Regions from separate parts of the Homo sapiens genome. Here region 2 is linked to region 1. A link is an interaction called in ENCODE POLR2A ChIA-PET data of the cell type or tissue named here. Cell type or tissue: A673. All regions are shown on one strand. Links, peaks and the distances in the headings refer to the core of each region. The heading gives the core; the rest is flanking DNA.

The links. Peaks named below come from ENCODE experiments on the same cell type or tissue, not always from the same donor. Only the 100,000 strongest peaks of a DNase experiment are listed, where the experiment ranks them.
Region 2: POLR2A ChIA-PET joins it to region 1 with 6 read pairs; 3 of 35 experiments call an interaction of 5 or more read pairs at or near these places.

The regions. Positions count from the first base shown.
Region 1 is chr4:153,147,908-153,156,218 of GRCh38, forward strand. It overlaps a transcript of TRIM2 not described here. Among named protein-coding and RNA genes, the nearest start is that of TRIM2, 52 kb to the right of the region's middle. RefSeq lists a silencer at 5,457-5,546. In A673, for the core only: no CTCF peak of the experiment used is centred there; DNase peaks (open chromatin) are centred at 4,334, 5,154, 5,494, 5,864 and 2 weaker places; H3K4me3 peaks cover 1,860 bases; H3K27ac peaks cover 1,877 bases.
Region 2 is chr4:153,256,964-153,265,274 of GRCh38, forward strand. The region is part of intron 1 of TRIM2 (tripartite motif containing 2); the gene reads left to right. Among named protein-coding and RNA genes, the nearest start is that of TRIM2, 57 kb to the left of the region's middle. RefSeq lists enhancers at 266-911, 2,652-3,168. In A673, for the core only: no CTCF peak of the experiment used is centred there; DNase peaks (open chromatin) are centred at 1,968, 2,878 and 4,168; H3K4me3 peaks cover 2,290 bases; H3K27ac peaks cover 3,496 bases.

The DNA of each region.
Region 1 (8,311 bases), core at 2,038-7,037:
CTTGAGGCCAGGAGTTTGAGACCAGCCTGGGCAACATGGTGAAACCCCGTTTCTACAAAAAAAATACAAAAAATTAGCCAGGCATGTGGCAGCTCCAGTCCCAGCTACTCTGGAGGCTGAGGTGGGAGGATCACTTGAGCCCAAGAGATAGAGGCTTCAGTGAGCCATAATCACAACATTGCATTCATTCCAGCCTGGGCGATGAGTGAGACTCTGTCTCAAAAAAAAAAAAAAGAAAGAAAAAGAAAAAGAAATAACCGTGAACCCCAAAATCATGTCAAGTGAAACTGTATATCAGAACAAAACCAAAATGAAGACATTATCAAACCAAAGCTGAGATAATTCAGTAATAAAACACTCTATGAATCTTCCCAGGGATGTACTTTAAGGAAAAGGAGAATGATCCCAGAAGGACATTCTGAGAAGCAAAAAGGAATGATGAGAAATATAGGTAAAAACTGTGTACAAATATAAGCAATGTTGCATTTATAAAATATTAATAATAGTGGGCTGGGCACTTTGGGAGGCCAAGGTGAGAATTGCTTGAGCTCAGGAGTTCGAGACCCACTTGGCAACATAGCAAGACCTCTTCTCTATTAAAAATTTAAAAAATTAGCTGGGAGTGGGGGCATGTGCCTGTGGTCCCAACTACTCAAGAGGCTGAGGTGGGAGGATCACTTGAGCCCAGGAGGTGGAGGCTGCTATGAGCTGTGATCTCGCCACTGCACTGTAGCCTGGGCAACACAGTGAGATCCTGTCAGAAGAAGAAAGACAAAGACAAAGGAGAAGAATAAAAAGAAGGTCTAATTGAAGGGTCAAAAATGTGCAATGTAGAACTAAAATCCTGGAAAAAAAAAAAGCCTACAAATTAGGATAAACACATTTGCCAAAATGAGCACATTCTTCCATGTGCCAGGTCCTGTGCTGAGTATTCTTCAGGCATTATCTCACTTAATCCTTCCAACCATGCTGAGTAACGTGCTATTATTAATCCCATTTTTCAAATGAGAACACACAGGAAGTAGCAGCTGAGATTTAAAGCCAGATCTATCCGACTTTTGGGGGGGTTGTTTGTTTATTTTTTAGAGAGTCTCACTCTGCCACTTAGGCTGGAATGCAGTGATGCAGTCAAAGCTCATTGCAGCCTCAATCTGTTAGGCTCAAGGGATCTTCCCATCTTAGTCTCCCGAGTAGCTGGAACTACAGGCACCCACCACCACACCCAGCTAATTTTTTATTTTTGGTAGGACAAGATCTCCCTGTGTTGTCCAGGCTGGTCTCAACCTCCTGGCCTCAAGCAATCCTCCCACCTCAGCCCTGCAAAGTGCTGGGATTACAAGCATGAGCCACTGCACCTGGCCTCTGACTTTGAATCTACCATCTTAACCACTCTACCACACTGCTCTCCATGGAAATGTTTGTCATGGAAAATATAGGGGTCAAAGCAGGAGCATTGATTGAGGCCAGGAGTTCAAGACCAGCCTGGGCAACATAGCGAGACCTTGTCTCTAAAATAAATAAAATAGAAAATAAAATGAAATAGAAAATATTGCCAGGCATGGTGGCTCATGCCTGTAATCCCAGCACTTTGGGATGCCAAGGCGAGAGGATTGCTTGAGCCCAGGAGTTTGAGGCCAACCTGGGCAACATGGCAAGACCCTGTCTCTACAAAAAAAAAATTTGTTAAATTAGTCAAGCATGGTGGTACACACCTGTAGTCCCAGCTACTCAGAGAGGCTGAGGCAGAAGGATTACTTGAGCCCAGGAGATCAAGGCTTCAGTGAGCCATGTTTGTATCACTGCACTGCAACCTGGGGGGCAGAGTAAGAAAAAAAAAAAGAAAAAAGAAAAAGATGAAAGGAAAAAGAAAAAAAATTGGCAAGTATAAAGCCAAGAATTCCCTCAAATCATCATAGTCGTAAGTATACACACATATAATTTTGAAAAAGATTGGAATCACAACTATCTACTGTTTTGAATCTCACTTAATATTATCAGTTAATATAATATTCTGAATATAATCGTCCTGCTCTTAATTATCCTTTAGAAAGACATTTTTCAATGACTGCATTCTTAGTATCTTTTAACTGACTTCTACAATGTTCATTGTTAATTTTTGTTAAAAGTGAAGATGATCTGTTTAGAATTTTCTGTTTTCTCAAACATGAAATGTATTAGGAGATGCCTATGTAGGGATGTCTATTCTATTGCTGGGTATACATATTTCTGCTTTAGGGATCTCCATTTGCAAATAAACATGTGTGTCACATGTTTACAAAATTTGTGCTTCAAAGCAGATTCAGGATACAGCATGTGAATTTTCAAAACAGAAATTAGGCTAGGCACAGGCTCACACCTGTAATCTCAGCATTTTGGGAGGCTGAGATGGGTGGATCACTTGAGGTCAGGAGTTCGAGACAGGCCTGGCCAACATGGTGAAACTCCGACTCTTCTAAAAATACAAAAATTAGCTGGGCTTGGTGGTGAGCACCAGCTACTTGAGAAGCTGAGGCAGGAGAATGGCTTGAACCTGGGAGGCAGAGGTTGCAGTGAGCCAGAATCACACCTCTGCACTCCAGCCTGGGTGACAGAGTGAGACTCCATCTCAAAATAATAAATAAATAAACAAAATTTAAAAACAGAAATTAGATGATTTTTCTCTTTCTTTTTTTTTGAGTTGGAGTCTCGCTCTTGTCGCCAGGCTGGAGTGCAGTGGTGCGATCTTGTCTTACTGCAATCTCTGCCTCCCAGATTCAAGCGATTCCCTTGCCTCAGCCTCCCGAGTAGCTGGGACTACATGCGCATACCACCACACCTGGCTAATTTTTTTTTTTGTATTGTAGTAGAGACAGGGTTTCACCATGTTGGCCAGTATGGTCTTGATCTCCTGACCTCATGATCCGCCCGCCTCAGCCTCCCAAAGTGCTGGGATTACACGCATGATTTTTCTTAACAAAAAGGTTTTTTTGCTTTATGAAGAAATTTTCTTGTGTGTTTTATTTTGCATAAACCGTTTCCCTAGAATATGGAAATATCACTTGCTTTGTGAAAATTGGATGCATGTGAAACTTTTCAGAAATGAATTTATGACTTTTTAAAGGATGCATTTGTATGTACATATTTCAGTCTCAACCCAGAGATTAATATAATCATATTACCATAATGTGTATAGTAAAATCTCATTAATTCAAACATGCCACTGATCTTTAACTTTTAATAGCTCAAATACGGAATACATAATTGATCATAGGATAAACCAGTACGGGGCATGTGTAATTTTTTTTATATACAATCTTCTTATGCCTTAGATGCAAGCTCATTAACTTGTTTCATTTTACCTTTTAGCGCCTATTTGTGGTGTGATTAGTATGATATGTCTGTAACCAAAAGTAACAAGATAGAGGTCAGGCAGTGGCTCACACCTGTAATAGCTGTACTTGAGAAGGTCAAGGTGGGCGGATCACTTGAGGCCAGGAGCTCAAGACCAGCCTGGCCAACATGGTGAAACCCTATCGCTACTAAAAATACAAAAATTAGCCTGGCTTGGTGGCTCACGCCTGTATTCCCAGCTATTCGGGAAGCTGAGACTCGAGAATCACCTGAACCCAGGAGGCGGAGGTTGCAGTGAGCAAAGATGGCACCACTGCACTCCAGCCTGGGCAATAGAGTGAAGCTGTGTCTCAACAAACAAACAAACAACAACAAAACCAAAACAAAAGGAACCAGGTGGCATGTGAACATTTAAATGTTTAATAAATATGCATAGTCTCATCTACACTTCCTCTTTTCTCCATAGAAACCGACTGAAATCATGAGTGAAATTTCATAAGCATCATGGCCTGATGATGCAAGACTGTATTTGAAACAATTCTTGAATTTCTGTGCACGAGATCATCTATAGCCAAATATTATTCCCATGAAGTCTCACCTCTGTTTCATACATCTTTATGGGCTTCTCCTCACTCCTACCTGGAGCCAGCTAGTGCTCTGTCAGTGCAAAATAACTGTTTAAATAGTATCTTAAGGAAAATAAATAGAGAAAAGGAAATAAGCCGAAGGGAATGATGGAATTCATTCTAAAGCCAGGTATTAACTCACTGGTAGGGAAGGGCGAGCGACGCAGTCCCTCGCCTGCGATAGCCACTGACCCCACTCAGGCTCGCGCGGCCCCTCTTCCATTCCCCCAAATCACTGCCGTCTTATTCCTGCCCAACCACCCTCGTCAATCTCTTTGAATCTGTGATTTAAAACAGGCATTCATGGACATTCTTCTTAGAAGGCCTAGTGCTAAGTCGCAGTTGTCAAGGGAACCGCGTGTCTGGAGGGAGAACAGGCTCTCCGGAGTTTCCCGGGAAACCACCCCCCGCAGAGGCAGGTGCGGCTGGCTGGGCCTCGCGGGGAAGGGCTCTCTGGGCGGAGTCGGGGCACTCGGGGCCTGGGGCGTGGTCGCCGGGCTGCCGTGCGCTCGGGATCAGTCTTTTTATACATATATATATGTGTGTATATATATATATATATATATACACACATATATATATGTTATAAAATTCTAACTTCGGTGGAGTACTTTACTTTGATATTCCACTTGCAAAACAGAACCACTGATTCCTTCCTGCTTGACAAGATTGAGTCGCTATCAAGGAGCTGCCCGTGCTTTGGAAATGGTCCAAATCGACGAGGAACTGCCAAGGAGCCCCCTCAGACAGTAAGGTTCTGTTGGCCAGGGTCCTGGGGACAGACACGAGTGTTGGTGCGCGCGACTGAAACGGGAGCAGAGCAGTTGAATGAGCTTCTTACGCTTTGCATGGTGCGCAGAATATCCCACCGATACCCAGAAATCCAGTAGAAATAGGGACGAGTGTTGCTGCGAAAGAGCCTTTTGCATTTGAAATGCATGTTAGGTTAACTGGAAAGGCGCCTGCCTCTTGTTTTGTTTCAGAAATACTGTTGGGAAAAGGATCCGATTTCTGCTCGGAGTGAAGGAAGTGGTCTCTGGAGAATTCCTAGGTCAAGGCTGGCATTTGCACCTTTTCATGGTCTTTCCCTGCACAGTCACTTCAGCGGCGGCGTCGCTGGGGCTGAGGCCGGGTGACTGCGGCTAGGCATGCGGATTTAGTTCCCCGCCTGTCATCTTTGTGGCTCCTTGTGGGGGAGGGGCGGGCGGTCTGACACAGTTATTAAACCTGGCAGCTGCGCTGGCGGCACTGAGGAGCATTTTGAGTGAGCTTGCAGAAAATGAGGGGCTTTCAGCTGGTCGCCTGCTTGTCACCTCTCGCTGCCTGAAAGGCAGCTCTCAGAGCCCTTTCCTGTCCTTCTAATTACAGCGGCGGGGGCAGTGCGCGCTTCGGGACGCAATTGGAAACGTGAGTATCTGTGTCCCCCGCGCTGCTGGCAGGCGGCTAGGCGCTTAAAGCTTCCAGACCGGTGGCGGGGACGGAAAGGCAGGGATAGGAGAGGCGGGCGCGCGTGCGGCGGGGCTGCGGGAGGGCCCCGAGACGCGCGTCGCCACGCCTCGTCTGGAGGTGGTGCGCGCTGGCGAGGAGGCGACAGCCCGGAAGGCTGCAGACGGGGGCGTTGAGTGCAGGGTTGCCAGCGCCGGGCTTGGAACCGCCCTATGCTTTGGGGATCCACACACAAAGGAAATAACCTTGGCCTAGGCAGCCAGGGCAGGCAGCCCCGTCCCGCCCCCGATCTTTCCGGCCCTTTTTGAAGATGGAGAGAAGGCGCGTTTTACGGTTGGCTCGAAACGAGATGAGGCCAGTGTTCCAGCCCGTGGGGACCTTTGTGCGCTGCGCAGTGGCGGCTGCGGCCGGTCCTGCAGGGACACGGGCGTGGCGGCGTCTCAGGGAGCGGCGCGCATCGCTGAGTCCGGGCCCCGGAGGGGGCGCGTCTGGGTTTCTTTGAGATCTCAGCGCCTTTGGGATTTCAGAGCCCTGCAGGCCTCAGTCTCTCGCCGCGCCCAGAACTCGTTTCTTCCTTCTCTTCGCACAAGGGGTTTAAGAGGGCAGACATGAAGTGAAAAGACCTCAATTCCCTCCTTTCTCCCCAAAATATGAGTGTGGGGGGTGTGGTTTTTTTTCCTTACTATAGATTGCTAAAAGGAATCTTGAAGTTCAACTCAGTTTTATATTTAATTCCAGACAAGGTTTTAATTTTACAGAGCTGGCATCATGCAAGGGTGTGTGTCTCTGTCGTTTACACATTTCTTAAAGAAACTCGGCCCTTCCCTAAAGGTTCCGAGGAGCGTTTCACAGAGTCACGTGGTTTCAGAACGTCCTGTTTAATGTTTCAAGTGCATTTCTGTGTTGATTTGGCTGAGGCCCAAATATGTGATACAGAGGCAGGCGGACCTGAAGTCTAACTACTGCAGTCTCTGAGGCTCAGGTTTCTTGATGTGGTGTCTGGCCTCCACGGTCAGGGGCTGATAGCCAATGGAAGACCTCACCTTCCCCAGAGGGGCTTACCAGAGCCAGGACCCTGTGTTGGGAGTGTGAGCAATGAACAGTGAACAACTACTTAAACTTTCCAGGTCTCCGTTTCCTCATCCATATAATGGGTGTAACAGGATAATATCAGATATCCATCAAAGTAATATCTAACTCCTAGCCTAAGAGATAGGCTACGATTTCTGCGTGTCTTCCATCTCCCACCAAGCAGCTTTTCTTTTAACCTGACATTGGAGGATTGGCTTAATGAGAGCAAGTAGAAAAGACAGAAAGACTACAAAGTGGAAAAATTAAAATATAATAATCCTCAGAAAAGTAGTAATCAGTATAGCTTAGAATTTGCCTAAAAATACACTAACCAATTGCTTGTACACACATGGTGTCCATATGGACACATATGGTCTCTTTAATTTTATTTATCAGGTTATGGCCCTGGGGAAAGATTGATGTCTGTCTGCCTCAAAAATAATGCTTGACATTTGGTGCTTAAATTTGCCCCAAATTGGCCAGGCACAGTGGCTCACGCCTGTATTCCCAGCACTTTGGGAGGCCGAGGCAGGCGGATTACCTGAGGTCAGGAGTTCAAGACCAGCCTGGCCAAAATGGTGAAACTCCGTCTCTACTGAAAATACAAAAAATAGCCAGGCGTAATGGTGGGCACCTGTAATCCCAGCTACTAGAGAGGCTGAGGCAGGGGAATTGTTTGAACCCAGGAGGCAGAGGTTGCAGTGAGCCGAGATCACACCATTGCACTCCAGCCTGGGCAACAGGGTGAGACTCCGTCTCAAAAAAAAAGAAAGAAAGAAAAAATGTGTCCCAAATTTTGGTTTTCCATCTCAGAGTGGGGTTTCTCAGATTTTTGCACATGAGTTTCTTGTTAATAAAAACCAGATGATGATTAAGTAGAAGTGTTGTTAAAAGAAATAAATGTGATTCTGAAATATTACATATGACATATCAAAACTAGAAATAAATACTTCTACTGAATTCTACTCTAGTAAAATAATGGTTAGGGTATTGTTCTTAATTTTGTCCACTGTACTTTAAAAAGAATATGCAGAAATTGGAGGGAAGGGGTTCAGAATGGGGAAATCAAATAATGAGGTGGAAAGAGGAGAGACTAAAAGAACCGAGGCTGTTTTAGGGAGAGAAGGTGGAGTGGCGACTTCGTTACTGTCAAATGTGTGAGGGGCTGAGAAGGATGGAGTAAGAGAAAACCAGATTTTGATTGGATATAATGAAAAACTTACAAAATGGCGAAAAAGTAAAATTAACCACCAAGAGGCGTCTAGAAGTGAACAATTTATCATCTGCCGTTCATGGCCCCAGCCCAGCCATTCTTTACCCTAGCTGCAGGCTAGAATCACCTGGGGACTTAAAAACTCCTCTGAACCTGGATCCTTCCCCAGACTCCAAGATTCTGACTTAACTGGTATAAGCCCAGGTATGGATATGTTCTAGGAGCTCCCTAGGCAAAACACTAGGTAGAGAAACGTTGGTCCATGCCTAAGAGGACAAAGTCTACCACTGCAGGGCCAGGCAGGGAGCATAGATATCCAAGGAGGGCCAGGACCTGCTGGGGTTCACTTGCTGAGGAGGCAGCTGTGAGCCACACTCAATGTTCTCCAGATCTTCTGATTTGCCAAGGGAAGCTGGAATTTTTGGTTTTTACATTTGTGAATATGACATCTCCAGATCTTTAGAGGTTGGCAACTAATTAAGGGTAAAGCATTTTAAAATGTTTCGTGCTTGCTGAACAAAACACCCCAGCCGAAGCTGGCCCCTCATCCAGATAGGCAACTGCAACCAGACTTTTGCCTTCTTTGTGGGTAACGGGTGTGAATGGGAGCTCTCCCGGGGCCTCT
Region 2 (8,311 bases), core at 1,336-6,335, 110 kb after region 1:
CTACTTGAGACATCTAAGGAAATCAGTCGTCTCTCTTTCTAACGAGCAAGTGTGTGCTCTCACACTCACGCAAAGCTCTTCTCTAAATGTGAACTTTTCATATTGAGGTACCATATGCCCAGTTTCTTCCTAGAATCTATTCTCACTGCGTTCACCGTTTGCGTCCCAGCACTCCCTTCGTCTGATTTGTAGCACTCCCTGTACCTGCCCCGGCTGCGTTGCACGGAGACTGCACTGGTCGCCTCTCCCCTGGTGAATCCTGCAGTCACTTTCTGGTGATGGAGCTCAGCGGCCCAGCACGAGAGCATGGAAACAGCTGACTGCTGACTCAGAGGGAAAGCAAGCCACCCACGAATCTCATTGCAGCTCGCTGCTGCATCCCTATCCCATAATCCCTTGCCTGGTTTGCTGCAGTCTTTTCAACAGACGCTCAGTGAGAAAAAGATGTCCTGTAAGATCAAGACCGATTGGTGTGAATACTGAAGGGGGTCTTCCACTTGTTAATGACCCAGAAACATTCCTGCCGACTTCCAGCCTTCTCTCATTTCCTCCATTTTTCTCTTCCTCTGTTCTGTGCATGAACTGGCACATCACTACTTAGAGCAGAAGATATGCTGGGCTTCTGATGATGGCTGCACTGCATGGTAGGGAATTTTAACCAGTCTCTTTGCATGGTGCTTCCCAACTTGAAGTGTTAGCAGAAACGTGCGTTGTTCTTTTGGATTGCCGCGTAGCTGCAGCGACAGACTTGGGAGGATTTAATTCTTTGCCTCGTTGGTTAGTCTGTTTGTCTTCAGAAATGGGTAGGTCCTAAATGTTCAGACTGCTTAGTATTGTGCCAGGTGGATAACTGATTTCTCCTGCTCTCTCGGTTCTTTTTTCTCCCTTCATCTCTCATGGTGATGCTGCATCCTCTGTAGCTGTAAAATGCAGACCCATTCTTTGCTTAAACAAAGGCACCAAATTAACAAGTATGGGGAGAAAATCATGCAAGATTTTCTTATCAAGTTCTAATGTGATCTGACTAGATTTGTATTTTTACCAGTCTTTATTTTAGTGTGTATCTTGGCTTGTTTTAAATAGAAGAATTTTGCCCCCTGCATCTCTCTGTTGGGTGCAAACATGGAGATGAAATATTTGATTTGCAGGATTCCTTCCTCGCTGCCCCAGGGTAGAGGAGAACGTGCGACCCTCCCCCCACTCTGTCCTCTATTAGAGAATCCTGGGGTTGAGTTCCATGGCTGGCAGTTACCATTGGAAACCCATTCATTCATAATGCATGACTCGACCCTCCGAATTCTGAATGCCATTGAGGGCCAGCAAACAAACATGTAGGAGATAATTTGCTTTTTTTCTGACAATTTTTTTTCCTGTCTTTGAAGTACAGTCAAATCTGGGTGGAGCTCAATGATAGCATTACACAGGGAAAAGAAAAAAAGAAAAAAAAAAACCCTTGGGTTTTGGGTTGGTCCTTAGGTTTGCTTCCTGAAACAGTGGGGATTATTTTTGTGTCAGAGCTTTTTCTACAAGTATGCCCCACCCTGACATTATTCCTTCTTTTGGGGGGATAGGAGAGCAAGTAGCAAGGCAGTTTGTTTTAAATTAAAAATTGAATGTTAATAAATGGATTTCTGAACCAAAAGATAAAATGGTATTATTGTCTTAAGGAAAAGACAGTTTCAATGTAATAGCTTTCAAAATGAGGTGTTTAAAAGATTGTTTCTCTGGCTTAGATCATGTTACAGCAGTTTTATTCCTTATGAAAATTTGTTTTAAAAGAAGGTTTTAAACTCCAGTTTATATGTAAGGAGAGCCATTTGTTCATGCAGAATTCTTCAAATGACGTCTTAGTGTTAGGATTCAGTTCTGCCTAGTGTGAATCTGTTTTCTGGTGTCTTTCATTATTTCAGGCAGAGGCTTGAGCCCCACTGTTCCTAACCCACTATAATGTTAAATAATGCACGCCCCTCCCAAGCAGCACACAATGAGAAGTTTCATGTGTGCTGTGGTATGAGAAAGCAGCTTTCGGATGCAGAGACAGGAGTAGTAACCCTTCCTAAACCTTTAAGTGTTTCTGTCCAATTTTCTCCTAGGAAGACACAAGTGATTTGCATTGGAAAGGTTAAAACACAGCTGAATGTAAAAATTTTCTCTGATAGAACGTGCTGTTTCAAGATATATGAATGCAGCATATATAACCCACACATTTTTTAAAAGAAGACTAAAATCTATACACGTTTTTTCCATAGGTAATACTATAGTCCTGCAATGACTTAATTTTTTTTTATTATAACAAAAGCTTCATGGATTTTGTTGCTTGTGAAATAAAGTTAAAACATTCATTCTTTGTCTTACTAAGAAATGAAAATGTTCTTTATCTGGGTATCCTTAGGCGTTAATTTCTCCATACTTAGGGCTTTCTTTTATCTCTTTTTATTAGGTAGGGGAAAATCCCAAATATGTAGCAATTTCTAAGACTCCCTTGTGCCTCTTTTAATTATTTCTCTTATAAAACTAAAACTACCCAAATATTTGAGGTATTATTGAAATGTGTAGAAGAGAAATACTTTTGAATTTTAAAAAATGTGCTGCCAAATTATTTACTGTCATAGTTTTTTCTTCAAAAAATATGACTTCAATTACTTTTTACTATGGCAAAATGATGATTTGCACATACCTGTGATAGCCTTTTTCTTTAATCTCTGGTGCCATCTCTGTCCCTTTATTACTTATATAAAGGCTGTAGTTCAGAGTAGAATTTGCTCCATTATAGGGTTGGCTATTAGGGTTTTCTGAATATTTTCATTGTGCAGATGGTCTGAATTTAACGGATTAGATTTCCTCATAGAAATTGGAGCTTTAGATTGGACCAGAAAGTGAGAAAATAATGAGCCAAGTATTCAAATAGCATCACTGCAGGAAACAGATTTCTGCTTTTAGTATGCAAATGTTTCTATTCCCTTCTACTTTACCTCTTCGGTCTTCACATTCTCGACAGCCTCTATTTTTCCATTAAGTGCTTTTTGTTATTGTCTTTAAACATTATTAATTTAAGTACTTATTCTAATCAACAACAGAATTAAATAATGTGCTTCGTATATACCAGGAGCAAACAGGAGGTTCCTATTATGTAGAGCTGTGTCTCTTAGTTCTGTTGTGAAATAATTTTCTCTTTTCCCTTCTTGCTAGTTTCTTCCAACCCCTAGAATTGGTACCAGCACCTAGTCCCCTTGCTGACCTCTACCTTTTTTTGTGGTCCCAGAATACTTAGCCTCTTTGTGTAGTCCCCAAGCAAAGCAAGGGAGGAGACCTGGCAAAGTGATGGGTGTGGAGAGAGGAGACCCCGAGCATCTTGACTGTCCCAGAGTGCTGTGAGATGAATGTCTATTAGCCTGACCACTTAACATTCCACCACACAGACGCAGCCTAATCTTAACAATCGGCTGCCAAAGGTGAGGCAATGGCCTTCTTTATATACTAAAGAAAGAGGTAGGGGAAATATGTCTTTATGATATATCATAAAGACAAGTCAGGGGCTCAGCTTAAAAATCAGCTTCCATTTGGTAAAAACCAGTTCATCTGAGGAAGCTGTCATATATCTGACTCTGAAAATAAGGAGAAAAAGAACCTTGGAGAGCTTGGACACACCCTGCCTGAAGACAAAAGTTAAAGGGGATGGCTTCTGAATGCCTTCCCCCCAAAACACACACACCCACCCACACACCCACCCCCCCCCCCACACACACACACACACACACACACATCATCATCATCATCATCATGATCATCATCATCATCATCAGGAAAGATAATGCATCTAGCCTTCTGATTTACAAAATGGCCCATCTGGGATAGAGGCTTGATTTAACTGGAAATGGGTCACCCTGTTTTAATTTCACTAAAGATTGTCCTCTTTTCTTCTAATTGAGACCTCAGTAACAATGCAATTCAATTGCAGGCAAATTATAATAGGCTGAAATTTTAAAAATTAAGAATACCCTTTTCATCATGTTTTAATTTATACCACATGTTCTGGCAGGTACAGGGTAGCATACTGTGATTTATAGATAATCCAAATGGTTCAGGATTTCCTTTCTATAAATGTACCAGAAGATTTGTAATTGCTTGGAAAGCAGATGTTTGCATGTCTGCATGAGAACAATAAAAAATGGGCTGGGCCAGGCACAATGACTCATGCCTGTAATCCCAGCATTTTAAGAGGCCAAGGCCGGTGGATTGCTTGAGCCCAGGAGTTCGAGACCAGCCTGGCCAGTATGGTGACACCCTCTCGCTACTAAAAATACAAAAATTTAGCTGGTTGTGGTGGGGTACACCTGTAATCCTAGCTATGCTGGAGGCTGAGGCAGGAGCATCACTTGAACCTGGGAGGTGGACGTTGCAGTAAGCCAAGATCACACCACTGTACTCCAGCCTGGGAGACAGAGGGAGACTCTGTCTTAGGGAGAGAAAAAAAAAGGCATCTTAATAAATAAGTCCAACTAAAGTGGCACCAAAGAGAAGCAATAACGCAGGAATGCCATAAAATTAGACTGTAGGAATGTAATTGAGTACCTTTAGGATGATGTATAATCAAATATGTGACCTCTTACCCACAAATCACATGTTAAAATTTTGTTTTTCAGTAGAATCTTGGCCTCTGTTACCCTACCACATTCCCTACAACAGGCAAACAAGATTTTGCCAGCTCCCTCCCCTTCTCCAGAAGAGCGATTTAACTTTGGCTTTTCTCTGCCATTCTTTCTTCCTGCTCTTACTCACTGTGGTGTCAGCAATAAAGAGTGTGGATAGTTTTCTGATCTAAATGGTATAATTTGGGATGGAAAATGTGGTCTAAATCTTAGAATTGTGGACATAGGCATTTTTCTCTCATTTCAGCTTCTCCTATCAAGTTCTTTTGCATTTGGGGGTTAATTGCCACCAAATTGTAGGAGATTTGAGAAAGTGAGCCAGGAAAAACACCAGAGATGATGTGAGGGAAGAAACGCTGGAGCTGGATATTTTTATGCCCAAGGATTTTGTTATGTGATCATTGAATTGCTTTTCCCACAACAAGCTCTGTTTAGTTGGCAAGCCCCCATTAATAAGGGATTTATGTGCCAACCTTCTTAGGCTTTTTATTTTCATGCATATGTGTCTGTAATTGCCCAATAGTTCTTCTTGCCCAGTGCACAGATACAGCCGATTTACCAAGACAACAGTATTGCAATAGAGAAAGAGTTTAATAAATGCAGAACCAGCTAAGTGGAAGACTGGACTTTATTACTCAAATCAGACTCCCCCAAAATTCCAAGGCTAGGGTTTTTCAAGGGTAGTTTGGTGGGCAGGGGGCTAGGGAATGGGGAGTGTTGATTGCTTGGGTCAGGGATGAAATCATAGGAGGTCGAAGCTGTCTTCTGGCTGTCTTCACTTCCTGGATGGAATTACAAAACTTGTGGAGCCAGTTTACTGGTTTGGGTGGTGCCAGCTGGTCCATCAGAATACAGGGTCTGAAAAATATCTTGAACACCAATCTTAGGTTTTACAATAGTGATGTTTTTTATTTTTTATTGTATTTATTTATTCAATAAAATCCAGACCCTGCACAATACAATAGTGATGTTATCTGTAGGAGCAATTGGGGAGGGTAGGAATCTTGCGACCTGTGGCTACATGGCTCCTTACTGAACCATAATTCTAACCTTGTGGCTGATTTGTTAGTTTTATAAAGGTAGTTTTGATCCTGAGCAAGGAGAGGCTTGTTTCAGGAAAGGGCTGTTATCATTCCTGTTTTAAAGTTAAACTATAAACTAAATTGCTCCCAAAGTTAGTTCGGCCTACATCTAGGAATAAACAAAGACAGCATGGAGGTTAGAAGCAAGATGGAGTCACCTATGTCAGATTCCTTTCACTGTCATAATTTTTCTATGCCAGATGTTTCTCACTGTCATAATTTTTGTGAAGGCGCTTTCATGTACTCAATAGTTCTGTTTCTTTTTCTGCATCTATGAACATGTTAAAATATGTCACTAATGTTTACCCTCTGGATGATGGTTTATGTTGCTAAGCATTAGACTATCACATGGGAGGCTGGGCATGGTGGTTCACGCCTGTAATCCCAGCAGTTTGGGAGGCTGAAGCGAGAGGATCACTTGAGCCCAAGAGTCCGAAACCAGCTGTGCAACATAGTGGCACCCCTTCTCTACAAAAATACAAAAATTAGCTGGGTGTGGTGGTGCCCACTTGTGGTCCCAGCTACTTGGGAGGCTAAGGTGGGACTCTCACTTAAGCCTCGGAGGTGGAGGTTGCAGTGAGCTGTGAGCATGTCACTGCACTGCAGCACGGGTGACAGAGGGAGACCCTGTCTCAAAAAGAAAAAAAAAAAGACTATCACATTGGGAAGCAGGTAATGTCCAAGGTCAAGTGCAAACATTCAGATGACCGGCAACAACCACACTCTTTATCATGGAATTCAGCAAGTGCTGCTCTTTGCTGCTGCTGTGAATAAGTCCGTTTCCATGTTATATTTCGCTAGTTTGATTCATTCAAAAGATAATGTCTACTATGTACCAGGACACTTCTAGGTGCTGGAACTACTGCAGTGAATAATCAGATGCAAATCTGTGCCCTTGTAGGCCTTACATTCTAGGGGGAGGGCGGAGACAATATCCAAAATATATAAATTACATAGTATGTCGGAAGGCTTAGTTCCAGCTGCTATAACAAAAATGCCATGGATTGGATGACTTAAACAAAAAGAATGTATTGTCTCACAGTTCTAGAGGTTAGGAAATCTGAGATCAGGGTGCCCCCATGGTGGGTTCTAGTGAGGCCCTCTTCTGGCTTTATAGGCAGATGGCCCACATGGCAGAGAGCAGACAGAGTGGGAAAGCAGTCTCCCTCTTATCTCCTCTTACAGGGGCACTAATCCCATCATAAGGGCTCTACCCTCATGACCTAATCACCTCCCAAAGGCCTCACCTCCTGATCCCATCACATTGGGGGTTAGGGCTTCAACATATGAATTTGGGAGGGACACAGACATGGAGTCTATAACAGGAGGTGACCCGTGCTACGGAGAAAAACCTAGCAAGGACTGGGGATAGCAGTGCTAGGTAACTGGTGGCAATATGCAATTTTGAACAGAATGGTCAGATTGAGCAGGTGACACTGAGCTGGACAAAGGGGAGTGAGCTTCTTTGTAAGAGGTCTTGCTGTTTGTTTTCCACAGACAGGGAACCTCAGCTAGTCTTCCATATGAAAACTCTTTTTGGCTAAGGTCAATATCAAACTAATGTTGACCATTTGTATTATTTTAAAGTGGTTCTTTCTGCGTTTGCTACCATTTCCTTTCTACTGGCTTTTTGTCAATGTGTCTGATGTTAGTTCCTACATCCAAAAGCATTCGAGCTTCTTTACAGGCGAAGTCCACCCCAGGCATGTTTTCACACGGATCCCTTCAGAAGTTAGTTTTGCAGCTCTCCAGCATATAGAAGAGCAGTTCTATATTCTGATTTCTTTCATTATAGTGCACTGACTTCCACTGGTTATGTGGGTAAGAAGGGTCTCTGACAATTTAGAAAACAAGATGGGGAAAGGAGACCAGCAAAGCATGTATATAAAACATTTGTTGCTTTTTTAATCAAGGAGACCAGAAACTGTGGTAGTGCCCCAACGCTTTGATTGAAGGCCGTTGTATATTGAGTGTATTCCTCATGACATATTCGGACTGATTCAGACTTTCCACAGTGCTTATTAGCTCATTCTGTGCCTCAGTTCTTCTGAGCACATTGTCCCATTAGGAGTAGTCAAATGTTCTTCCTAGTGTGGGTATCCAGGGAAGGATCATTATCCTGGCAAATCTGGGGATCTTTGGGGATTGGAAACCTTTTGTGTCGATTCTTGGAGTTCTAAAAATCCAGATGCCTTCAACAGGTCACTTGTGACAGATCTGTGATACTGTCATGATTTTAAATTAGTGTTAAGGAGTAAACTTAATTAATTTACCATGCAAATTAACAATACTACAATATAGAGACTTGCTCTCACCCACTACAATAATTATCATAAAGTTAGAATGAAATGTTTTCATTTTTGGCTTTAGAGCATAAAATATTGGCTCAAGAAATTTCATTTAGTCAACGTATATCATTTGATTAAAACAAATTTTTTTCTTGCCAAAAATCCAAAATTCTAAGGTTAAAAAAAAAAAGGAATAAAGTCCAATATGATGCTTTCTCTCTGCTTTTTTCAATACCCAGCATGGCTCTGATTATTTCAAAGGGTACTATGAAAAATTTCAAAAGCTATTCAA